Regions from separate parts of the Homo sapiens genome. Here region 2 is linked to region 1. The links are chromatin contacts, found by Hi-C or POLR2A ChIA-PET in ENCODE. All regions are on one chromosome and are shown on one strand. The core of a region is the stretch at or near the end of the contact, and the rest is flanking DNA. Distances in the headings are between cores, read along the strand shown.

Evidence for each region. A loop is a pair of places that touch in the nucleus more often than their neighbours do. ChIA-PET counts read pairs that join two places held with the same protein, here RNA polymerase II (POLR2A). Pooled maps may share reads with other maps.
Region 2: a loop to region 1 is called in a pooled map, with 18 times the contacts of the local background. The contact joins the promoter of NELL1 here to the promoter of DBX1 in region 1. A Hi-C loop is called at or near these places in 7 of 37 single-sample maps with no recorded cell type and 8 of 50 pooled maps. POLR2A ChIA-PET finds 5 or more read pairs at or near these places in 1 of 52 experiments (H1).

What each region holds. Positions count from the first base shown.
Region 1 is chr11:20,155,438-20,163,133 of GRCh38, reverse strand. DBX1 (developing brain homeobox 1) reads left to right here and starts at 2,659. Exons shown (of 4, transcript NM_001029865.4): 1 at 2,659-3,176; 2 at 3,842-3,943; 3 at 5,895-6,097; 4 at 6,561-6,979. The coding sequence starts at 2,810. The coding sequence ends at 6,920. RefSeq lists enhancers at 1-153, 1,278-1,777, 1,778-2,279, 5,665-6,864.
Region 2 is chr11:20,665,516-20,673,211 of GRCh38, reverse strand. NELL1 (neural EGFL like 1) reads right to left here and starts at 3,626. Exons shown (of 20, transcript NM_006157.5): 1 at 3,434-3,626. The coding sequence starts at 3,488.

The sequences.
Region 1 (7,696 bases), core at 1,410-3,909:
GACGCGTTCAAGGAGATCACTTAAAGTAAGATCCTTTCGTCCGATTTCTTGCTTCCTTAGGATTTATTTTTCCTTTCACGGGCGGCCAGCCCTCGCCCCCTCGCCCCCGCCCTCACTTTTCCTCTTTGGCGCTTTAGGAATTCTTTAGGAGGCTGTGGAGACCGACCCCAGGAAGCAGGGTCCACGTGGATCGCAGCAAGGGGTTGATCCACCCTCCAAAAAATGGCAGGGTAGACTTTTAAAAGCCGAGAAGTTAGTAGCAGTTAGTCTATAGTGAGGCAGAATGGCTGGGGCTTGGGGTGGGGGCTAGGGGTGGCATGAAGCCTGTCGACGGACAGGAAACGGTGAAAACTACACCCCGGCAAATGCCCCAACAGGGAAGGAGGAGCTGGGAAGGGCTCACGCTGGCTTCAAGTTCTTACCGTTCCCCCCTCCAAAAAAAAACAAAATCCAAGTTGATTTTGGCAAATATAGACTCTATTCTGATCATCCGGAAGACTTGGACAAGCGCTTCACCGGTAGGGAATCAAACATCCTGAAGCCCCCGGCGCGTCCTTCTGGGAACTGGCAATTGCCCAAGTCCTTAAGACTCGGGGAGAAAAAGGGGTGGGGGGCAGAGGGAAAGGGAGTGGGAGAAGGAGGGAGGTGGGCCTGAGGAAAAAAGTAAGGGAGAGGAAGGGAGAGAGCCAGTCTTATTGCAATGGGAAACTGTCTCATGGCAAGGTTAAAGTGCAGGTGTTCAGATAGCTTATGCTTTTCTCACCTATTTTATTGCAAACTTCAAAAAGGAACTTTTGACGTTCTTCGACAGATCTCCTTCTTCCGTTTCCAGGGGACTCCAATTAACTCCAGCAAGGCGCTTCCCATATTTAAATAGCCCCTTATTTAAAAGTTGTTTCTTTCCTGATTGGTTTTCTCCCGCTGCCCATGAGCATGAGCGGTCTTGGGCTCAGAAACTCCGCACTTACGTCATCTTCTAGCATTAATTCGCCTCTGGAGCTGGGCCCTAAATAACTTTTTAATTTGAATCAAGGGAGAGTTTTAGCCGGCTCCGTTTCTGGTTTAATGTGATATAAATCGCAGATGCACTTTTATTGAATGGTTAAAGCAGCGACATGGAGATCATCAACACAAAACACCCCGAACAAAACCATCGAGAGAAATAAAGCTGGTTAATAAGATTTTTGAGAAAGCTTTGTGTTAAAAAGCAAAAAGGAAAACCAGCTGAAGGTGACAGTTAGTTCATGGTTAATAGGATCAGGGCGGCCTGGCGGGGCTGCACACTTCTCTTTGGGGAGGTTCAGCCACACTAAAGAGATGAATGGGACATTTAACACATCTGTTATCTCGCCGAACAGAGAAATGGGGGGAATCGAGTCTTAGTACCACCTCAGCCCCAACCAGAGGAAAGCGAAGGGACTGTCTCCAGGAAGATTCTCCTTTGAAGCCCCACATTCAGGGGAGGCTTTCCCGGAGTGGACCAACATTCTTGGGAACCGCATCCCTTCCCTCTGGTTTTCACGCGTTTGTGCGTTGTAGTTAATTAAGAAGCTGCCAAACCTTGGGCCAAGTTAAGGGCCCCGCAAGTGGTAGGGTTCTCTCCAGACGACGTCTGGACCTTCGCTGCTATGGCTTAAAATGTCAGGGCTGTGAGTTTCAACTTAAACTGCCGAGAGCTCCCTGTGTTTGGAGAACGGCCAGCATAGCACTCACAGCCTTTGGATACCCTTGCCCGAGGCAGTTTCCGGTCAGCCTAAGCTCTTTGCAAGCGGAATCCTGCCGCTCGGCAGCCCAGCGCCGCTCTCCTCCGCTCCTCCCGCAAGGTGAGGTGCGGACAGCCCCTTGCAGAAACTCCTAGAGAAAATCGTTTTCCAAGTTGCTGGGAATTTGAAGGAGACTCGTTTTACTTTTCAGGTATCCACCAACGCTCAAACTCAACCAGTCTCCCGAAATGAAATAACTCCAGACCTCTCCCCACTCTTACGGACACACATCCAGTGGCCCCAAAGCATCCGTTTCCAAGTTTCCCTGAGTCGTCAGAATGGGACTTCTAACACTGATTTCACTCACCCCTACATTTGCTTTATGCTTCAGCTGGAGTAACGGATAGGGCTAGAGACCGGAAAGGGAGTATATTTTCATGTCCACTGACTTGAAACTTTTCATTGCCCTACCCCCACAAGAGGGAGGGCAACTTTGCTGATAGCCTGAAGATGTATTTCTATGAATATTTATTGATTTATTTTCCAGGCTTAGCAGGGGAGCTGCAAATAAATTTAGTGGGTTCTTTAAATAATTCCTTTTCTATGAGGCAAGATGTCATCTGAAACTTCTAAATAGGCATTTAATTAGCCCGGGTGTTGCTTCGGAACAAAAACCTTTGGCGAGAGCTTTGGGGGCGCACTGTATTGCAAAGAGGCGGTCGATATGCAAAATTGATGCGCGCGGGCCTTTGTTGCCGGCCCATTGTGCGGGCCATGCTTATGAAGACTAATCCAATCATAAATTGCACCCCTGCGCCAATCAGAGAGTCCAGAGCCTCCGGCGAATGAAGCTCGAGTGGAGAACTTTGTTGAACTTCATTGTCAGAGCTGTCACTTTTCAAAGTGCTTTAGCGGGCGGGCCACTATAAAACCATCACCTCGACGAGAGGACCACGGAGGACTCGCAGACGCCCAAGTGGGATTGTTACTTGGAGACGTTTGCTAAGCCCAAGAGAGAGGACACTGTGGGGGCGGGAGGGGCGGGAAGCGAGGCGTTTACCCTCCGGCCACTGAAAGAAGGGTTATTTCGCCCGCCCGCGCCTACCATGATGTTCCCCGGCCTCCTCGCGCCCCCCGCCGGGTACCCTAGCCTCCTGCGGCCCACGCCCACCTTGACGCTGCCCCAGTCCTTGCAGTCGGCATTTTCCGGCCACTCCAGCTTCCTGGTGGAGGATCTGATCCGCATCAGCCGACCCCCCGCCTACCTGCCCCGCAGCGTGCCCACCGCCAGCATGTCGCCGCCCAGGCAGGGGGCCCCCACGGCCCTCACCGACACGGGGGCCTCGGACCTGGGCTCCCCGGGTCCCGGCAGCCGACGGGGCGGCTCTCCGCCGACTGCCTTCTCCCCTGCCAGCGAGACGACGTTTCTGAAGTTTGGAGTGAACGCCATCCTCTCCTCGGGGCCCAGAACAGGTAAGCGAGGTCAGAACCCTAAGGGCCCATTCAGGTACTAGGCATGCGCGGAGTCATCCTGGCCTCAGTTTCCTCTAGCGAGCGGGCCCCCACACACACATCGGTGCACACACAATACGCACGAACTCTGAGACCCTACGTCAGGCAATGTGAGAATAGTCCAGTCAATTCCGGGGAAGAAAAGCCTCCAGGCTCGCCCCATCCTCGGAGTGAACTTGAGCACACGCAGTCGGAGACTGTGCGCAGTCATCTGGTGCAGTAACGCTGAGCGCACGCTCCTGGACGTCTGCGTTTCTGCCTTCGAGCTTCTAGGAGACAGTTTTTTTTTTTAAACTCAATATGATATATTTATTGGATTAGCAAATATTATAAATCTGCAATTTCTTTCCTCCCCACTCAGTCCTATCTCGTTAGTGCCTAGGATGGAGATTGGGGTAGAGTGGGACGGCGCAGAGAATTACGTTGGGGAGAAAGAAAAGAGTTTTACAGATAAGACAATGTTGGGAAGATTTATTTTACCCTGTCAACGTATAAGAAAGATGTCTTTGAAACCAGATGAAGGGCTAATTATATCGTGTGTTCAGTGTGCTATACAATAGGCAAGTACGTAATCAGATTCTTTCTGTCTCCCTCTCTCCTTCTGTCCCCCCTCCATCGCCCACCAGAAACATCCCCAGCCTTGCTCCAGAGCGTCCCTCCCAAGACCTTCGCCTTTCCCTACTTCGAAGGGTCTTTTCAGCCTTTCATCAGATCTTCTTATTTCCCAGGTAGGTCTCGTCCCCCTTCTTTGCGCGAGGCAGGGCGGCGCCCCAGCCCCGGCCCATCGCTCCCTGCTCCGAAGCCGTATTTCTCCGTCCACCCCTCGGGGTTATGCTCTGGTTCAGAGGTTGCGAGGCGTATAACATTCATGAATCCGTCGCGCCAATTTGATGCCCTATTGAGCACAAGCAGTGACTGCTTGACACTTTGCACCAATTCCCTGCTCTACAAATTAGCAGGAATTGTCATGGTCCCAATTTGAGGCGGTTCCCTTCCCGGCGAGGAGCTGTTGGCATCCCTTCACGCCGCCGTTTTCCCACAGAGTCAGTGCACTTGGCCACGATTCCCCACAAAGGTTTCAGCACCATGACCAATTGGTCAGCTCCTCCGGGCAGCCACACACAGACCGGCCCTAGTCCCTCCACGCCGCCGAGAGACACCTACCAGCCGGGGCTAATTTCTCTTTAAGACTCATTCAGGGCTTCGGGCTTTTCACAAGACCACATGGGGTGCCCTCTTGTGTGGGATGCCTAGGGTCGCCCAGGGGGAGGGGGATTAGATCCTCCCCCAATCCCAACCTATTTCCAGCCTGATTTCCAAACCCCTTCTCATACTCCTTTCCCACCCTGTATTATAAAATACCGTTGATCTTGCAAAATAAGAAGCAGTTAGAAGAAAGCCCATAATTGTGTCCCAGCCTAAAACAGCAACACCTTAGGCAGCTTCCACCAGGTTTTCTTCCTGTAACCTCACTGATGATTCAAACTATGGCTCAAAAACTCTGCCACTGGTCAAAACTAAAAAGGAGGCAGGAGAGTCCCTATACAGAGAAGAAAAACTGGGTATGGCCTGCGGGGGATGGGTAAAATCACGACAGCACTCCCAAATATCAGCAAAAGAAACAAGCAATTGATTTTTTAAAGGGGAGAGATAATTCGCCCTCCCCCCACCCCCCAGCACCACCACCACCACCACCACCACCACCACCACCACCATTCACACTGCTGCTAATAATGGAATTTGCTCCCTTTCTCCCTCATCTCAATGCTCTAACAAAAACAACCCGAGCTTTATAAATAGCTTTTCATGTCCATTTAATGAAAACGATTCGGGGAAGAGAAGCTTCTGCCATCAGTATTCTCCCAATGGTCTTGGCCTGCAGTTGTGTTTAGTTTGAAAGTGTAAATCTCTTTTGTCCCAGTAATATATGGCTTTCGCTGCTTGTCCTCAGTCTTTTTCTGTTAGTTCATTACTACACAATTACCATTCACGCTTCATTAGAGTCTCTGTTTCTTTTTGTTTTGTTTTTTTCTTTCGCTTAAAGCAAAACTCTCCCCCCTTTTATCATACCAATACCCATTGGGAAGCAGTCAATGTGCTAATTAGCTGCCACTTTTCATGTATTCGGGCCGAATTCTTTACGTTTCGTGGGGGAGGGGAGGAAGGATTAATATAAAAAAGATGAATACTTATTGGATTTTTCAAAAAATCTAAATCGGATTTTTCCCTCTTTATCAAAATAGTAAAGCACCTCATTTTCATCTAAAGAATGCAAAAGCCACTGAAATGATAAAAGCTTAGGGGAGAAACACAGTGGCCTCGGCTGGATATTTTATTTTTATTTTAGTAATTTATTTTTTCTATTGCTGTTTTAGTTGATGTACGCAGGTTTGTTTCCCTAAGTCCACTGAATGGAAAAACGAAACAGGCTATTGTGGGGGCTGTTTTCTCTGTTTCCGTGGTTTTACCTAATCCGGGTTTGCACGGTTGAAAGGGAAAGTTGTTTGGGCGGAAAGCGCCTTTCACTCTCGCAGGTTTGTAGGTTCGTGGCCTATTCTCCAGGGGGAGAAAAAGGAGCGTTTTAAAGAGATGAAGGGATCAGAGCAAAAAGCCAGGGAGAGCCGTGTTGGGACTGGGGGGCGTACGCCCACTCACTCGCCACCTCCCCCCACCCTGCAGCTTCCTCCAGCGTGGTGCCCATCCCCGGGACCTTCTCCTGGCCGCTGGCCGCGCGCGGGAAGCCTCGGCGGGGCATGCTGCGTCGAGCAGTCTTCTCCGACGTGCAGCGGAAGGCGCTGGAGAAGATGTTCCAGAAGCAGAAGTACATCAGCAAGCCCGACCGCAAGAAGCTGGCGGCCAAGCTGGGCCTGAAAGACTCGCAGGTGAGCGCATTTCCTCCACAGCACCCCCCCCGCCCCCGCCCTTCACCCCTCCCCGGCGCACCCGTCAATTGCAAGGGTTCGGAAACGGCTTAGGTCCCACTGTACAGATGGGAAAACCGAGGCCTAGAGAGGGAGTGAGTACACGGGCCACTACCCTCGAAGCTCCGCAGGATAGCCCTCTTCTCTCCCCACCCCGACTCCCCGCCTTCTCTCCCGGCCTCACCGGCCCCCAACCCCGCCCTTCGGGGCAGGGTGGCAGCGGATGAGGCAAACGGAACCGCGAGCTGAGGCGGGGGCGGAGTCAATGCGGGAATCCACCGGAACTCATTTCTGGGGGTGGGGAGAGGACACAGCCCGAAGGACAGAGCCTGCACCCGACTCCACTCCCCGCCCCCGTGCGTCCCCCGGAGCCCCTGATCTGACCTCTGCTTCTCCCTTCTTCTCGCCGGCCGGGACATTCCAGGTGAAAATCTGGTTCCAGAACCGACGCATGAAATGGCGGAACTCCAAGGAGCGCGAACTCCTGTCTAGCGGGGGCTGTCGCGAGCAGACCCTGCCCACCAAGCTCAATCCGCACCCGGACCTCAGCGACGTGGGCCAGAAGGGCCCTGGGAACGAAGAGGAGGAGGAGGGCCCGGGCAGCCCCAGCCACCGCCTGGCCTACCACGCGTCCTCCGACCCCCAGCACCTGCGGGACCCGCGGCTGCCAGGGCCGCTGCCCCCCTCGCCCGCGCACTCGAGCAGTCCCGGGAAACCTTCGGACTTCTCAGATTCCGAGGAGGAAGAGGAGGGCGAGGAACAGGAGGAAATCACCGTGTCCTAGAAGCCGCTCGCACGCCAGAGTACTATTTTTAAGTGCTTTGAAATCGAAGAGGTGGGGTCCAGTCTGCGCATTCACTTTGTCCCCGTGCCCAGATGCTGCCTCTCCCGACGGTAGAAACCATCACCTCATTGAGGGCGCCACCGGCCCTGCGGTAGCCCCAAAGAGACATTTCCTTCCCAACAAAACCAACTCCAAATAGTTCTCCCCACATCAGTTCACTTTAAGTCTTGGTCCCAGCCTTAACTTTTCAGCAAGGACTCCATTCTATTTTGTTTATTACAAACTATTTTAAACACAGTGGGGTGTTCTGTGGTCCCACGGCCTGGACCTTACTGTGAGACACACTCTGCTGGTCGTTAGCAGTAACCACCCTATATGGTAGGAAACCTGTTTATGGAGGAGGAAACCGAGTTGGGAGTGAGAACACCAAACCATATAACTAACTCCAGCACCGTTGACCCTCTAGATCCCTTCACCTCCCCTAATAGGTAGCAAGGGGCTCCTATTTCACTCCAGTCTCTCATTTCCACCCCCTACCCCACTTCTGTCTTCCCATAGATGTTCTCTTAGAAAGCTCAAGATTTTCAAAAAGGAAATATATATATATATATTAGTGCCTTCTGATTCAAGGCACAACATACATATTGAGTCTTCTCTGTCACCTTCCAAAAGCTCTCTGGCGAAAGAAGTGAGTTCTCTAAAGGGGGAAAAAAGCAGCAGTCCCTATTCTTGTATGTGTGTTTTAAAGCTTTTTCTTTTTAATGTCTGTATCCATG
Region 2 (7,696 bases), core at 2,377-4,876, 510 kb before region 1:
ATTCATAATTAATGATCCACCTGAGAGTTCCTTCCAAAAGAAAATCTCTTGGCCAGGCGCAGTGGCTCACACCTGTAATCTCAGCACTTTGGGAAGCCGAGGCGGGCAGATCACCTGAGGTCAGGAGTTCGAGACCAGCCTGACCAATATGAAGAAACTCCATCTCTACTAAAAATACAAAATTAGCTAGGCGTGGTGGTGCATGCCTGTAATCCCAGCTACTCGGGGGGGGGGGGGGGGGCTGAGGCAGGAGAATCACTTAAACCCAGGAGGCAGAGGTTGTGGTGAGCCGAGATCATGTCGCTGCACTCCAGCCTGGGCAACAAGAGCAAAACTCCATCTCAAAAAAAAAAAAAAAAATTCTCTCCTTTCCAGCAGGTGGCAGCAAAAGACATTCACTTGGTCAGTAGGGGCTTTGCAGGTGTAGGTACTCCCTTCACCCTCTGCCCTGGTGACCAAAACAAACTGGAAAGCAATGTGGGAATAATTATTGAGTTTTCAATTATTCACACTGCCAAAGCATTGGTGAAAACTCATAGAGATAGTGTGTTATTACTGCTATTATTGTAGCCTTCTAAATTTTCATTATTAGTGATGTACCTGAAAATCTCTGAATTATTTCTCAACCAGAAATAACAAGAACTGGAGAATGGCACCTCCCGTCTTGACTCCACTTTGCACTCTAAAACAAGTTCTCTGAACAAGGCAGATTTAAGCAGCTCCTCATGACACCTATCATTAGATCTTTTCATATGCAACTGTGTCTGCACTGCAGTCTTGCTTTAATTAAAATGTGCCTGATATCATCTACTCAGTTCCATTAAAAGCCGGTGATATCTGAGCAGCTCACTAAGTGAACCACATGTTTATTTCATCTAGGACTGTTAACAGCCCAGACAACAATTGTCCCACTTGACAAAGAAACTTTCAACGCAGCTGTTTGGATGCTGATAATCACAAGCCAGCCTTTGTTACCTAAGAAGAGGGTGGATGGATGATGTGGAAATGATTTCTGCACAGAATCAGAGGGCTGCCTCCAGAAAGCTACCGCTTATACCCTCTCAAGCTACAAGATACTTTAAGTGTACAAATTGAGAGGTAATTCCCCCGTCTCTCTGATTCTTCCGATAATGTGTGTAGAAGAAATATGCGGCCTCTAGTGTTCAAATAGTGCCAAGTGACATTGAGAACCCAAGCTCCCTAGGCAACAGCCACAACCAGTGGGTCAGATCCTTCCATGCTTCCCTGCCTTTGCTGAATCTGCTCCCTCTGCCAAGAATGCCTTCCCACTTTGTCCACCTGGAAAACTCCCTAGAAAGCCTTGAAGGTACATCTCTCAAATCCCTGACCACCACTCCTCCCTAGAATTAATTCAAACTGTCTCTCCTCCACATTTCCTTAATACAAACTTATACTCCTACCTCTCCACCACCCCCCCCATCAATCTGTAAAATTAAAATGCCTGCCAGTTTCTATCTAGATTCCCAGCTGAGCTTTAAGTTCCTAGAAGTCAAGGACTGTCATTTCCTCTTTGCATAAGAAATCCTGGCACCCAGCAAGACATCGTTTGTTGAATGAGTAAAGACATGAATGAATCTTCCCCTACAACGAAATTTTTACAAGATTTAAAGGGGATTGGAAGTGGAAAGAGGGAAAATACCTGTTCTTAAAGACCCCTTCCACAAGCAATGAACCCTGAAACACGTTCCATTCCGTGATAAGGGTACTTTGGCGACTTTTCAAAGGAGTAATGAGAACAAAGGATTTAGGCATATTCCGTAGTGATGTGCACTTAGGGATGTGAACTCACTAACGGGTTGCCCCCTCCCTACCTAGCTTCTTCCTGTCTGCGGTTCCTCTGTAAGATGTCCACGAGCACCAGACTCTCGCGCTCAGAGCCAGTAGCCCACGCTCTGCACTAGTCTTGCCTGTCCTGATCTTCCTGGGGTGCGCGCACTCCTTCAGCGTGTCCTGGTTTTAAAAGACTAACCCATCCGGATGGGCCTGAACTCAAGAAGCAACTATTCTAAGCTAGACTGAGCCTTGGCGTCTCCGCAGCCTGGGAAGCTCGGATAGAGGTAAGGAACGGAATGGGAGGTTTCTTTTGTCCCTTGAGAAATCCATATTCAACATTCTTAACCAGACGAAAGCCGCTGCCTGCTCAGTCCTGGGGAAGTGGGAAGGGCCCTCTGAAAGCTCCTAGACGCTAGATCTTCCAGCGGGCTAACTGCCAAAGAGGGGCGCCTGGGCGCAAGCGGAGGGAACTTTTGAGCCAACCAAGTGCAGACGCCCCTTCTTAGCCCTCTCCAGATGAACTTGCTCTTTGGCCTAGAGAGAAGGCCACGCCTCTAAAGAAGGAAATAAGGATGGTAAAGGGGGGAGAATAAAGGGAAAGGGAATGACCACACAGATTCTGGGGTGCAGCGCGTACGGAGGATGGCTGGGTAGGATTGCAAACCTCCGACACTCCCCCCAGTTGACAGGCCCTATTTTTGCCAATTTCCTACATCTCACCCCACCTCACCTCACCCCAGTCTCCCCGCATCTACTACTAGCTCTTTGAAGAAGGCGGCTGCAAGCCAGTCTCCGAACCCCAGGGGACTTTTGGGCAAGGGAGCCGGTGGAAGCAGAAGGAAGAAGATGCGCTGAGAGTCCTCACAACTGCGTCTCCGGAGGCAGAACGAAGTGGGGACTTCAGACAATCAAGCGTCATCCTTGCTCCCCCCTCCCCACACGGAACCCTGCGATTATGGCAAGAGAAAACTGGTTTGAGCTTGAGAAAATTTCCCCAGATTGTCTCCACTGCTCTATTTCCCTCAGATAATTGTTCGCCCAGCCCTTGGGAGCAAAGACAGGCGGAGGAGAATACTCCTGGAGTTCTCCTGGGTAGTCAGGAAGGCACAGGAGGAGATCGCGGGATCCCAGGGTTCTCCCGCAGCTCTCTGCCCTCGCCGCACCGCGCCCTCCCGGGCCCCGGCCGCGCCCGCCAGCCGGAAGCGCTCCCTCTGCGGGTGCGACTCCCGCAGCTACCCCTTCCCAGCCTGGCGGGGGTCGGCGAGAGTGGTTTCCACAGCACCTTACAAGTTCGGGAACTCGGGGCACGCGGGCCCGCCCTGCTGCGGGTTTCGACTCCCTGGGACGGAAAGCCGGTTACTAGCAGCAAGAGGGTGCGCCTACTCGGCCGCGCCCCTCACTCCTGCGCCCCTGAGGCCGGGTCCCCTGAGAAGGGGCACTCAACGGGGACATCTTCAAGCCCGTGAGTCCCTATTTTCACCCTGTCACTCCGAGCAGGGCAAAGAGATCCCAGGAACCGGTCCACGCTACCGCCGTTCCCCAGACCAGCGCAAAGCTCGGCTCCAGGTCTCCCCACGCCGCCGTGGTCTGTGGGCACCCCCATTTCCCGGATCCCTCTAACCGCCACAGTCATGCTTACCTGTCCTGGCAGTGCACACACAGAACCACACAACTAAAATCAAATCCATCGGCATCGCTCTCGAGGGTCCCCGCCTAGCAGGGGGCACCGAAGCTAGGTGGAAGCAAATGAGCCTGGATCCTGAGGCGCGCCTGGCTTGGAGCCGCCAAACTTGCTAGCGGGCGGCGGGGGAGGTGGCTCGGCAGCGCCGGGTGCTGCGCTCGCATATGCGCCCGGGAAGGCAGCCCCGGCCGCCCCGCCCCCAGCCCGCCCCCCACCGCTGGCGCGGCGGCGGCGGCGTGGGGCTCGGGGCCCGGCCCCCCGCTGCGGCTGCGTTCGTCTGGGAGCCCGGGCAGGAGCGCGGGGTTTGGCTACTGTGGCTTGTTGCGCTCCCCACTGGGGGCCGATTCCGTTCGCCTCCTTCGCCCGCAGAACTGCGAGGATCTGGACTGCAGGCGCCGCAGCCGCTATCACCCGGAGCACCGAAGTCGGAGTCCCAGGACCTGCGGCCGAAACGAGAGAGCGGGAGGCGCACGGCGCCCCCACGGCTTCACGCGCTCCAGCCCCTCCGAGCCGCAGTCGCCAATGTTGCCCTCTTTACTTCCGCACCGCGGTGGGGGCTGCCGAAGTTGCCACAGTTCATCCCCGCCGAGTCGAAAAGCCGCCGAGCCCTCGCGGGTGGGTATTTTTCCTCGGGGGAACCCAGACCGAGGCGGCGCCACCGAGCGCGCACGGACCCCCTCGGAAAACAATTACTCGGGATTCGCTCTGTCAACTGGGTGGGGAGGGACCTGAGGGGGATGATGGCTGAGTCCCTGCTCACCGCCTGTACCTTCTGTCTCCTCTCTCCTGTTGAACCCCTATGACTGAGTACTCTCTTTGTGGGTGCAGGAAGAGGGCGCTGAGGTGGGGGTGCAGAAAAGGGGTCCTCGAGGCGGAGCGAGCTGTGGTTGGGGTTTGGGAAGTCTATTTGCAAACCTTCTCATTCTGCAGGGCAGATGCTGCCACATAGGGGTAATTCCTAACCATCTTTTTTTCTTTCTTGCGTGATTTTCTTAATGGTATTATCAAAAGCCCACTCTTCTTTCATAGTCACATTTTGGCCCCATGTGCAATTCCTCCGGGACCTCCACCTTCTTTTCCCTCTCCCACCACAACATTCTCTGGAGAGAAAAGCTGGGCTGGGCTTTGTTTTCTACTTGCCGGCAAGAAGAGAATGGGTCCTCTCCCCTCTATGCGACCCTTTCAGGACCTGACCTTCCCTATGAAGATCCCCCAAATTTAAGACTTCTGTCCCACTTCCTATTTGTCCTACTAACACCTAGGAACGTTATTTATAACTGGATATGTAGAGTCATGAAATCTGAAATGACAGCCTCTGATTTATACCAAATGAACTCCACTTAGCTTGCTCAGTCTTCCCACTCTCTCTGAAGCCCCCGCTCCCCCTCACCAGCAGTACTCCTTTGATATTCACAACAGGGATCCCAGAGGAGTCCAAGGAAACCTCAGAACAGCCGTCCCTCGTTTCCTGGAAACCAATTCCAACGTTTCAGAATCCTCTTCACTAATAAGAACGTGCCCTTCTCACTTGCACCCACTTTCACTTCCTATATCCTTAACCCCTACACAACTTTGACCCCAGGAGCCCCAGTGAAGTTCACCAAATCAGCGCAGCTTATTAAGAGAGAAGGCTTTACTAGCATGCTGTTCTGGTCTCTGCCCTATTTTTCTGGATATTTCTGTGTGCAAGCCACTGTCCCATTTGGCCCTTTATGTTGTGGTCCTTTGGCAGATGAAAAAGAAAGTGAACAAGCAGGTAAATTCCAGCTCAAGAAGTCTACTGCACAATCCAGAAGTTGAGCTGAATGATTAAGAGGTAAACTGATGTCAGCTGACTCCAACTCAGATTCGGCTAAGACCCAAAGGAAATCTGTCTGCCTTGACTCTGTATTTTCACTAACAGAGTCCACGTGTTTTTCCTTCCACCCGGAGCGTGTTGCATTTAAAGCTAACATTAAAATCACACATCTTGAAGAGAATAGGATTTCCCAAGTCTTGTTGGGCCTTGTGGACAAGGACACCATACACCATGTTGTATTATAAGAGCCATTTCCTGTCTCTCCTCTGCAGTCTTTAAGTACACCTCAGCAGGAACAGCCTTGAGTTGCTTTGGACTGTTGTTTCCAAGGCCCTTTTATTGATTTCAGAAAGCCCAGAATCCTTAAAAGTACAGTGACCCCAGCAAGGGGAAAAGGTGGTCTGGGTAAGATCTTCAGAGCTCTCTATCTTTAAAGTCTCTGTGTAATTAGCTGGTCCTGTGGGATGGGACTTTTAGCTTGTTCCATTAAAAAATAAAGCAAGACATATGTTCTGTCATAGCTTTGCAGCATAACATCCATTAACAGTAACAAGAGTTAATCTCAACAAGGTCATAAATCTTTTCTAGATAACTAAGTACTGCAATCTCCTCCTATAAGTGCAACCCTTGAGTGGGGATTTTGAGTGTGTAGGTCTGTTAAGCTAAGGTGACCTTCATAGAATGGGCCCAGCAAGTTTCTCTAGTGACAATGAAGGGACACATGGCTATGTATGTACTTGGTGGTGGAATGTTACAGTGAGACCTGTGTTCGGTGGAAGCCACACTGAAACATCTTACCTGATGCCAGATCCCAAGTCCACCCTCCCCTTCAGGATGGCCTACCTCCATGGGTTCTTCAGGAGCCAGTAGTTGTCTTTGATTATCCCTCTGCCTCTTCTTCCTGACCTCTAAATGTTGGAGAGCCCCAGGACTCACTCCTCAACCCTTCCCTTCCCGCCACACTCCCTCCCTATTAAGCTCATCCCACCTCATGGATTTAAATATCTGTGCAGGGATGACTCTCAAATATGCATCTCTATCCCCAGCCTCTATTTTGAACCCCAGGCCTACATCTCTAACTACCTATTAGACATCTTGAATATAATATGGCCACATCATCAAAATTAAAAACATTTGCACTTCAAAGTACACCATCAATGAAGTAAAAAAAACAACCGATGGAAAAGTATCTTTGCAAGACATATCTGATTGGAACTTGTATCTACTAAAAAACTATTACAACTAGATAATACAAGACAATAAAAGGTCCAATTTGCAAATAGGCAAAAGATCTGAATAGATATTACTCCAAAGTATATATACAAGCGGCCAATAAAGACATGAGAAGATGTTCGACATCATTAGCCATCTGGGAAATGCAAGTCAAAACTACAGTGAGATATCACTTCACATCCACTAGGACGGCTAGAATAAAATAGATAATAAATGTTGGTGAGGATGTGGAGAAATTGGAACTCATATACTGCTAGTTAGAATGTAAAGTGTTCTTTAAACAGTTAAACATAGAGTTGCTGTACAGCAACTCTATCCCTAATATCCACACAAGGTAAATGAAAACATATGTCCATATACTAACTTGTACATAAATGTTTAGAGCATTATTCAAAATAGCCAAAAAGTAGGAACAACCTAAATGTCCATTGACAAATAAGTGGATAAATAAAATGTGGTATGCCTATATAATGGAATATTATTCAGCAATAAAAAGACATGAAGCATTGACACATACTACAACATTGACCTTGAAAACCTCACACTAAGTGAAAAAAAGCCTGTCACAAGGGACCATATATTATACAATTTCATTTCTATGAAAAGTCAGGAGGCAAATATATAGAGACAAAACATCTGATTAGTGGTTGTCTAGGGCTTGGGGCCAGGGAGGTAGGATTAGGGGGTAATGGCTCAAAAGTGTAGGGGCTATTTTTGAGGTAATGAAAAGGCTCTAAATTTGATTGTGGTGATGGATGTAAAACTCTCACATATATTCACAATATAGTAAAAACCATTGAATTGTATACTTTAAATGGGTGGATTGTATGGTATGTGAATTATATCTCAAGCTGTTTTTTAAAATACTTTAATGATCATGACAAAAAATTGTAATATGGCCAACTAAGGACTTTTGACTTTTCCCTTGTCTTAAATTTCCACTGCTGACTTCTACGGACATGGCATGAGCCTTCACCAAGTGCTCCAGCTACATAACCCAGGGTCATCCTTGACTTGCTTGCCCTTAGCCCCCACACACAAGGCATCAAGCCCTGTCAGTATACCTTAAAGAAAAATCCCCAGTCAAATTTCTCTTCTCACCAGGTCTCCTCCCACCTTCCTCCAACCCATCATTATCTCTCCCATAGCCTACAGCTATAGACTCTCAATGCTTCTCTCTGCCTCCATTC